2 separate regions of the Mus musculus genome follow, and region 1 is linked to region 2. Evidence: chromatin loops called from intact Hi-C (ENCODE). Cell type or tissue: heart. All regions are shown on one strand.

The links. Peaks named below come from ENCODE experiments on the same cell type or tissue, not always from the same donor. Only the 100,000 strongest peaks of a DNase experiment are listed, where the experiment ranks them.
Region 1: a loop joins it to region 2, with 4 times the contacts of the local background. A loop is called at or near these places in 2 of 42 quality-filtered maps.

The regions. Positions count from the first base shown.
Region 1 is chr8:70,502,975-70,507,974 of GRCm38, reverse strand. Crlf1 (cytokine receptor-like factor 1) reads right to left here. Exons shown (of 9, transcript NM_018827.4): 7 at 4,483-4,670; 8 at 4,336-4,378; 9 at 3,897-4,154. The coding sequence ends at 4,141. Rex1bd (required for excision 1-B domain containing) reads left to right here and starts at 1,223. Exons shown (of 5, transcript NM_025577.3): 1 at 1,223-1,313; 2 at 1,396-1,478; 3 at 2,015-2,219; 4 at 2,915-2,991; 5 at 3,466-3,680. The coding sequence starts at 1,242. The coding sequence ends at 3,538. In heart, CTCF peaks have their summits at 1,203 (motif pointing right), 2,910 (motif pointing right) and 4,704 (motif pointing right); DNase peaks (open chromatin) are centred at 1,484, 3,494, 4,404, 4,704 and 3 weaker places; H3K4me3 peaks cover 2,895 bases; H3K27ac peaks cover 1,228 bases; H3K27me3 peaks cover 1,373 bases.
Region 2 is chr8:70,582,468-70,587,467 of GRCm38, reverse strand. It overlaps Ell (elongation factor RNA polymerase II), which reads right to left. Exons shown (of 12, transcript NM_007924.2): 6 at 3,472-3,596; 7 at 2,233-2,311; 8 at 1,440-1,914. Among named protein-coding and RNA genes, the nearest start is that of Isyna1, 9.5 kb to the left of the region's middle. In heart, a CTCF peak has its summit at 1,991; DNase peaks (open chromatin) are centred at 1,977, 2,659, 3,217, 3,566 and 1 weaker place; H3K27ac peaks cover 716 bases.

The DNA of each region.
Region 1 (5,000 bases), 79 kb after region 2:
TGTACGCCAGTTAAGTTGCTGGACAACCTGATAGAGTTCACCATCAGGCATGGCACCAGGGACTACAGGCAACACACTTTATATGAGTTTATGAGGCCGCCTCATCTACCTTTGATTTTTGAGTATCAGGCACACTTTTGCATGAGTAGCTGGGTACTCTAGGGCGTCTAGGACCATTTCACCCATCGTGGGGAGTCTTAGACAGGCCATGTTGCTTGTAATTGACTTCAGGTATGCAGTCTGTCTTGTCATTTGGAAGGTTCCGTGGGTTCGAACCTGGTTGCCAGCAGCTTGCAAATCCCCCATGTATGTGCAACCAACATCTCCAAAGTAATTTAGGGAAGGAAGCTTTCAGAGTATATCCTACCTCCCCGGTGCTGGGAATCCCATTTCAAAGGTATAATCTGAATGGATGGTTTGTGTGCACTATGTGAGATGACATCAAAAGGTTTGTTAGGGGCTGGAGAAGTGGCTCAGTGGTTAAGAGCACTGATTGACTGCTCTTCCAGAGGTCCTGAGTTCAATTCCCAGTAACCACATGGTGGCTCAACCATCCATAATTGATCTGATGCCTCTTCTGGTGTGTCTGAAGACAGCTACAGTGTACTTACATATAATAAATACTTTTAAAAAAAAAATGCGTGATGGGCATGGTGGTGCACTTTAATCCCATCACTCTGTAGGCAGAGGCAAGCGGATTTCTGAGTTCAAGGCCAGCCTGCTCTACAAAATGAGTTCCAGGACAGCCAGGGCTATACAGAGAAACCCTGTCTGGGGGGCTGGGGGTGCATTAGGTGTCCTGCATATAGGTGTGAGTGGCTATGTGGGTAGTGTCATTGGGTTCAGTCCTGCAACAGCAACTAGTACTCAGCCACTGAAACCAAAACTGGTTCAACTACATTCGTAAGCATCACCGGTACAGAAATACTTGTGGCCTTAACTTCGATTTAGGCCCTATTCGAGCCCCGCTTGTTGCAAGGATCTGGCGGATGTACACAGCCCTGGAACTAACCATTTAGTTGCTTTAGAAACTATTTAGAGTTCCACCAGGCGGTGGTGACACACGCCTTTAATCCCAGCACTTGGGAGGCAGAGGCAGGGACAGCCAGGGCTACACAGAAAACCTGTCTCAAAAAAAAAAAAAAAAAAAAACGAATTCAAAGGCGCGCGGGCTGGTGGTGGACCTCCCGGCCGGCAGGGGGCGCAGCGGCCATTCCCTAGTGCCACTTGACTGCGCAGTCATGCTCACCGCCGCCACAGAGGTGTTGGCTGCTGCAGACGGTCCCGGGTCTGCGGAGTCCGCGTGGGCCTGGGTGAGCCCGGTTGCGGGTGGGACGGGCGCGGGGTGGCGGGATGGGCTCAGGACTCCGGCTTCATGGCCCCACACCCCCATAGAGAGACGCCCCGATCGCTACACTGGTGCAGAGGATTCAGCAGCTTCAGAATGAACGCGCACAGGCCTTCCGCCGTCTAGACCAGTGAGCGGGCTGGGCTGGAGGAGGGGGCGGGCCCTGGGAGAGCTTGCCTGAGGGGGACCTGAGGGGAGGCGGCTGGAGGCGTGGCTGGGAGGACCTAGGTTGTGGACTTGGTCGGAAGAGGTGGGGAGAGAGCCAGATCTGGTCCAGGAGATGCAGGAGTGCTGCTGCCGGGAGCAGGGCGTACTTGAAAGCGAAGTCTAGAAGGGTGGGTAAAAGGATCTGTGACACTGAAGCCTGTCTATTTGGGGGAGTTGGGTAGAGCTGAGGGTGTAGCTTTTAGTAGCAGGGTAGATAGGTGTAGAGCAGCATGTGACCGTGGGCGTGGCCTGGCGGGAGCAGCTGTGGTGTGACCCTCCACAAGATCCCTCATTTCTCTGAGTGCAGAGATGGTTAAGCACTAGCTCTGTCCTGACAGACCCAGTCTGTGGAGTTCGGGTTTGTCTCTTTCGAGTCGGGGGTATCTTCCACGTAGCTGGAGCAGGGAGCGTGGTCTGCTTGTCAGCGTGTCGATTCAGCATCCTCCCGGTCCACTGCAGAGCTCACCGTCAGTACCTGCTCAGTGGTCAGCACTATGACTTCCCGAGTTACCGGAGTGTCGTGCACGAGGTGACCCAGGCCTTCGCCGCTGCCTCGCGGGAGGTATTGGCAGTGGAAGCAGAGTTGGCAGGGCCTCGAGCGCAACCGGTGCTCGCCCGCCACGTGCGCAGCCTGCAGGAGCTAGAACAGACGCGCCTGGCCACGGTAAGACCACCACCCCTCTCCTTTTAGAGTGGGGCATGGTCCACAACCCATTCCCAGCCACCCCGACCTACTACTATTTTTGCCAAACACCTCTATGCATTTGGGCCCTCTCCCACTCTTTCCTGGCTAACTACATTTCCCTCCCAAATTTTTGCTTAATTATACCAGCCCCTCTGTAAAGCTGTCCTAAGAACTCCAGAAACCCAACGCATCGACCACTGTGGCTGTTTAAGTCCCTAACTCTGGGTTATCACCGTTGGAACCCACAAACTACTTCTTCCACAAACATCCTCAGACACTTGTCATCCTTGGTCCTTGACCCAGATCCCAAGACCCCACCTACCCTAACCTTATAGCCAGTGGTAGCAGGGGAGGAGCTTGCCCACTGTAAACCATGTAGCTCTTTGGTCTGGAATTCTTAGTGCAGAATCCCAAACTCTGCAGAGTTCCATTTCCATCCTAGAATTCGAACTCCATGTCCGGCCACTGGGGTGGAGGCCACACCCACCATACCTGCCACCATTCCCTGGTTTTTCCAAACTGTGACCATATTCTGTACCTCCTTCCATAGGAGAGCCCTAAAAGCAAGTCATACGCTACCTCCCACTCAAGCTCTGCTCTCCTTAGAGTCCACTCCTGGCCCTCCTTCCCTCTGTGTGGCTTTTGTCTACTGTAACTCCCATTTCCTCCTCCAGGTGGCACTGTTGCAGGTGATGGGGACACCAGGAGTGTCAGAACAGGACCCTGAAAAGTTGCACCAGCTGAAAATAAAGTGAGCCCTGTTGGCCCCTTGGCTTGCCACCTTAGATTGGCACCTTAGATTGAGTCAGCCCAGCGCAGAGCCAGTCAGAGAGGGCAGACACTCTGATGCACTCTGGTGCTCCCAGATGCGTACTTCCTAGGATGTGCATGTATATCACATCTCTTACAGTTTCCACTGCTTTCAGGAGTTTGAATGTGACCAGTCACTTGCTCCCCTGTGAACCCCTCTAGGTCTATTGCAGGTCTCTATGCATAGATAGGCATGCACAAACATCCCCTCCCCCCACCACCATGGCCTTTCCCATGAGCCTACTGTGACCCAACGAGCCACCCGGCCTCCTGGGCATGCTCCCAGGCTGGGCTTGAGGTTTGGCAGCAAGCAGGAGGGCCCAAGGCTTGCCATAGCCCCCCTCCCCGCTAGCTGTGCAGCTCAGCTAATTCACCCCATCTGGGTTTTATTTATAGTTTCCATCCGCTCTTGTAGGGTAATTAAAACCATGGAGGCGATCGGCGAGGTTCTGCAGGAACTCAGGTTTGATGCGGAATCTGCCGAGTGAGGGCGGCTCCCCAGGGACCAGAGGAAGCCGGGAAAAGAGGCCCATGGCGTCGAGCCCAGCCCTGACCGCCAGCTGGCTGAGGTCGTGCCCTGCTGGGCTGCCCTCCAATGTGCCTCACGCAATAAAGAATTCTCCCTCTGCAGCTTTCCCATCAGCTCTGTATCTTGGGATGGGTCAGCCATCTTGGGGTGAGGGGGGATTCTCCAGGGAAACAGGGAGAGCAGGTGTAAGATTTCACACCCCCAAGGAGTTCTGGGACAGGTAGTGTTCTAGAAAACAGGATCGAAATTTATAGGTGGGGAGGGGGTATGCTACCCCTCCCCCCACCCCAACACATAGGCCCCAAACACACTGGCCATCGGGACCTGAACAACTCCTTTATTTATTTAAAGAGACTCTTGGGAGGCCCTGCAATACCCCAACCCTACCCACACTGGGGTATATCCAAGTGTGACCATCATGTGGACCAAAGCTGTGGTTGTGGGAGCTCATTGTGCCCCAGCCTCTGGTAGGTTTCTTTGTTGCCCAGATGGTACAGAGGGGCTCCAATTCAGGTGAGCCTCCAGGTCTGACCCAGCAGGAGGATGGCCTATCCTTAGAGTTTAGCCGGCAGGACCTGAGGGCAGAAAAGAGGCCACATTAAGCCTGGACCCTTCAGCAACTTGATGATGCAGTAAAACCTGGGGCTCTTTGCAGTAGGTGAAATGAGCACTAAGAGATCCCTTTGAGCAACACCGAAGGAGGGGAAAGGGCCTCATCTAGACTGCTGTAGGCCCCACTCACCCAGACCCCCTTACCTCTCGCCGCACCCCGTCTGCCCGAGGGCAGGATCCCCTCGTCCTGTGCTTGGAAAGAAGAGTGCGGTGTTGTGGAGGCTGCTCACCCGGGTCTCTCTCTTCCTCTGCTCCTTTACCCCCCACGCAAGCCTCCCCCAACTTTCCTACCTGGTTTCGGGTCTTGTGTGACTTCTGCATCCAAGCACGCCACTGGTCGTACAGGCGGAAACTAAGGTTCGAGCAGTATGCGTGCTTCTTGAGCCAGCCGAGGAACTGCTTGAGCTCGCGCCGCACCGGGCCCGAGCTGGGCTCGCCGCCCCGCGGCTCGCACACCCCGCCGCCCGGGCCCGGGCGCTCTAAAGAGAATGGAGCGGCAGTGTTGGGGCGCGGCCAGCAGGAGGCGCGCGCGGGACGGCGGCCTCCCATACCAGACCAGCTTCGGCTGGGGAAAGTTGGGAAAGGTGTCAGGTGTGGACCCAGAGTCACCCAGAGGAATGGCAATGCCACGGCGATGGAGACAAGCAAAGGAGGGAGTCAAATCAGTGGGAGGTAAAACCGAGTATTCGGTCGGAAAGGAAATCAATGGAGACTAAGTGGGGCCGGAGACTCTAGGGACACGGACAAAGCAAGGGGCAAACTAAGACAAAGACCTAGAAAGCAGAGATCTTGGGACTGTGTACCCCCAG
Region 2 (5,000 bases):
GAGATCCAGCAGTGGAGTGGATCAACCTAAGTTTAGAGTGCTACAGAGGGAAGAGCTGGAGAAGTCCAGATCATGTGTGGATCCCAGACATTGAAACAAGCTGTAACACTGAAGCTGCCTTGGAGAGCCCAAGATTTTCGAGATGTCAGAGCCGTGGGCTATCTGCTGAGGAAAACTGCTAACAGGGAGTGGGACCAGCCCAGGAGAAGGAAGTTTGTTGCAGTCAACAAAGATGAAAAGGAGTTGGAGATCTGAAGACTGCTTTGACATCAGACATGGAGATGCAGAGTTTGGAGTTTGTCCATCTGGTTTCCTGTCTTAATTCAGGGATTACAGTTATGTGATTGGATGGAGCTCAGAAGAGACTTTGAACTTTTCTTGTTAAAAAGATTTATTTATTTTACATATGTGAGTACACTGTCACTGTCTTCAGACACATCAGAAGAGGGCATCAGATCCCATTATAGATGGTTGTGAGCCATCATGTTGCTGGGAATTGAACTCAGGACCCTGGAAGAGCAGTCAGTGCTCTTAACCACTGAGCCACCTCTCCAGCTTGACTTTTAACATTGTTGAGACTGCTATAGACTATGGGGACTTTTGAAGTTGGACTAAATGTACTTTTTTATTGTGCTATGTTTAGGAATGGCCCCCATAGACTCATGTATTTAAACATGCCTATGGGGGCCTGGGAGTGGAATGTGATGGTTCTTATATGCTTGGCCCTGGTGAGTGGGCTTAAGACTCTCATCCTAGCTACCAGGAAGTCAGTATTCTGCTAGCAGCCTTCAGATGAAGATGTAGAACTCTCAGTTTCTTCTGCACTATGCCTGCCTAGATGCTGCCATGTTCCTGCATTGAATATAATAGACTGAACCTCTGAACCTGTAAGCCAGCCTCAATTAAATACTGTCCTTTTTAAGAGTTGCCTTGGTCATGGCATCTGTTCACAGCAGTAACATCCTAACTAAGATAGGTGTCAAGAGATTAGGACTAAAGGGCATAGCAAGCACAGGGTTGCGACACCAGATCCATGCTCTCACTATACTATGGACAGAGGATTGTTCTCAAGGCCTTCTGATCACAGGGTACCTCACGCGTCCTGCTGTGTGAGGAGCCACAGAGATAGATGTCTCATTTCTCAGTGTCCTCCGGTCCCAGAAACCTTTGCTCCCTGGGCTCAGTGTACCTACCTGTGCCTTGGCCTGGATATATCCCTGCATACAGCTGTTCTCTTTACTCTCCCTCTGCCTCTCTGGCTCAGGGCATCTCAGTACTCCCTGAAAGCGCTGCATTCCATGTTACCTATCTGAGTGTTTCAGCTCCTAGCCCCAAGCACTGAGTAGTAGGCTGGTGGCCTGCCATGGTGGCCCCAAGTCCTGACCCCAGTAGTGGTCTCACATCCCACATATTAGAGGAAACAACCAAGTGGCACTCACCTGGGGCATCTGGCGGTAGTGCAGGGGCAGTAGGTGCATCAGGCTGTGGGGCGGGGGGCCTTTCTTCAGGGGGCCGCTCCTTGTCTTTGTGCTTCTTGGACTTCTTCTTGGGTCGGCTGTGGGTGTGTGAGGAGCTAGTAGGTTGCTCAGCCTGAGGAAAGTCCGTCAGCAGGGGAAGACCAAGATGGGGTGCTGGAGCTGGGGTGGCTTCCTGGTGCTTGTAGTCCTGGGTACTGTGACCTAGGTCATTACTGACATCAGCTAGGGGGTCGTGGGTCCTTGGGGGCTCCAGCCGTGGGGGCAGATGGCTAGAGCTGAGGGTGTCTGATGGGGTGGGTCCTGGAGCAGGCAGCAGTGTCTCATGGCCATTGGGGGCACCCAGTTTGCCATTGAGGGTGGGTTGTGCTCGCTGTGTGAAATGTGAGATCCGGGGCTTCTTGCTGGCCAGGGGGTCAATGAAGTCTGTAGGCCGTTTCTGAAAAGCCATGGGGACTAGGCTGAGCAGAGAAGTATGTGGGAACTAGTAGCCACCTGCAGGGCCTGCTGTGGCCACACAGGGGCGCCGGCACACAGCTGGCCACACATACAAGAGAAGCAGCACCCAGACAGAGAAGAAAAGAAGGCCCTGACTGGGCAGTGAAGGTGCCTGAGGCACACGCCTCAGAAAGACACTCCCAGCCCCAAAGACAGCAAGTCCCCCCAAAGAGCGTGGCTCAGGCAGTGGACACTGGTTACAAAGGGCTGTGGTGTACCAGTGAGGACCCCACACTCAACCACCCCCCCAGGCAAGTACCTGAGAGGGTGAGGCAGAGCGTCCATGCTCTCGGGGCGGGCTGGAGTCTGTAGTGGCATTCTGTGGCTGACACAGCTTCCTGCAGAGGAGTGGTAGAGGCACTATGGTGGCACTGCCACTGTGCCCCGGGACTATGTCTGCACAGAGAGGGCCAGGTTCTCAGAACCCAAGCTGTGTTGTACACAGGGCAGCTGCTAAGCAGAGCCCATGTGGTGCTCAGAGAGGACTCCCACTCTGCCATGCTGAGGCGCAGGCAGCTAGTGCCTGGGCTTGCCAATGAGAGGGAGAATTGCAGGTCAAATATGAACACATACCTTGCCTACAGCACATCAGGACTCCACCAGCACAAGGCCATTCTGTGTGTCAGTGGTGACCTTGTGTGTGGTCCCTTCCTCCCACCCTGATCTGGCCCCGAGTACCCAATGGCTCATCACTCATAACGGGTCACGGCATCAGTGGTGGTAACTAGCCCAGGCATGCTGGCCCTGTACACCCGTGCTTGTGGAGCAGTGACAGGCCTTATGTGGACACCTCCAGCACTTGGGTATAGGTGACCCTGACAATGGGCACACACTTGTCAGCCCAGCACTACTGGAAGGTGGAGACAGAAGATGGGCAGGAGTTAAGGCCTGTACTGTCTCTGTAAGACAAGACACTGACCCAAAAAAAAAAAAAGAAGCCAGGCATGGTGACACACACCTTTAATCCTAGTACTCAGGAGGCAGAGGCAGGCTGATCTCTGAGTTAGAGGCTAGCCTGGTTAACAAAATGAGTTCTAGGACAGCCAGGGCTACACAGAGAAACCCTATCAGGGACTGTCAGGGAAAAAGAAAGAGAAAAGCAAGTAAGCTGGCTGTAGTGCCCAGGAGCCTGTGCCAGGCAGCGAGCGCCTAGGCTCTTGCCATCATGTGCCCTCTCCACCTCCAAGCACGTGGAACCCCCAGGCTCTGGCCTAGGCACAGGTTGGAGATGAGCCCAGAACTCGGTGGTGCCAACTGAACTTGAGGAATCACTAGCAATCTCGGCGAGCAGCTCTGCTCACAGCACCAGCACCCAGGGGGAGTGGGCAATTACTGTGCTGCTCCCTTGGAGTCTACCTCACACTCTGTGGACACCAGAGGCTCGTGGGAAGCCATGGGGACATGGACAGGACACCCTGGCACAGAGGAGATGCACAGTTGGCTGGGGACAGCCATAACTGTGAGCCGTCTGGCAGGCTGAGGCCAGTGCGTGCCTTACCGCATGAGCATGCGCTTCAGCAGCTGCCGGTCCCCCTCAGAGTAGCCGGGCCAGTCCTTCTGCAGGCTTTTGTACATGCAGTCCTGCAGCGTGCACGTGCCATCCTTGGGGTTCACACTGGCCACCTGCAACACATCCAGTTCTCAATGACTGTCACTGCTTGCCAAGGCAGCAGGGGTGGGAGTGGGGGTGTGAGTGCTTGGGGAGCACAGGGTGGTGGCAGCTCTGGAGCCATGTCACACCACCTCGGGTCCCCTGCGCATGAGCTGCTGCAGGCCCAGACAATCTTGATGAGGCACAGTATGTCATCAATATGCCCACAGCCCCCACAAGCCCCACCCTTCAGATGGTGGCCACTAGCCAATCCTCTCTCCCTGCCACAACTACTTCATCTCAGGCTTTCTCTCAGGCTCAAAGAATCTGATGAGAGGCCTTGAAGGGACCAAGGCTGTGTCTGTGCTGGCCTTGCTAGGTGCCAAGTGCAATATATGCACATATCAGCCACTCAACCATGCCGAGTCCACAACCTGTATCAGCCACTCAACCATGCCGAGTCCACAACCTGTATCAGCCACTCAACCATGCCGAGTCCACAACCTCAGTAAGGACTGAGAGGAGCCGGGCAGTGGTGGCGCACACCTTTAATCCCAGCACTTGGGAGGCAGAGATAGGTGGATTTCTGAGTTCGAGGCCAGCCTGGTCTACACAGTGAGTTCCAGGACAGCCGGGGCTATACAGAGAAACCCTGTCTCGAAAAACAAACAAAACAAAAGATCTGAGAGGAATGAGTTATATATTTAATGGGCTTTGAAGACATGGTCTTGCCTTATAGCTCAGGCTGACCTTGGGCTCAGAATTTCTTGTCTGAGGATGCTGAGACCACAGGTATGCCAGCATGCCAAGCTGGCAGCAGAGTCTCTTCCTGATTGAGCACTAAGATTTAAATGGTGTGCTGCCATGCCTTTCACTCACAGCTACTCCAAGCAGGAGCACTCATTCCCATACGCAGGATCCTCCACGATGGTATGTGGTCCCACTGACCAGCACTACCTAAGGTATCCCATCCTAGGACAGGCTTTCAGCTCCCCTGATACATCCAATACCCTGGGCTACCCTGCCTACACTAAAGGCATAGTCTTGAAAGGCTATGGCTCCTCCCTACAGATGCTCAGGGACTCTGATGACCTGTGGAGACTGCAAAAGACCTGACCAGGTTGTGACCCCTGCCCAAGATAGGCCCATTTTCAAAATCTGTGGGGTACTGCTGCCCCTCACAAGATGCATCACACACTCAAGAGTACCAGGTTGCCAAGGTCAGACCTGGCATGGCTGATCAGAGGCCATGGGAGCTGCATAGAGCCTCAGATGCCTCTGGAGCCATTGCATACTGCATGCATGCACTCCATTGGCTGAGGCAGAGGCTGACCATGGTCTTTCCTGATTCCAGAGCTTTCTCTGAGACTTGATATTATGTTGTCACCAGAGCACAGGGGCCAGGCCACCCCAATCCACCTTTATACTGTCCCCAA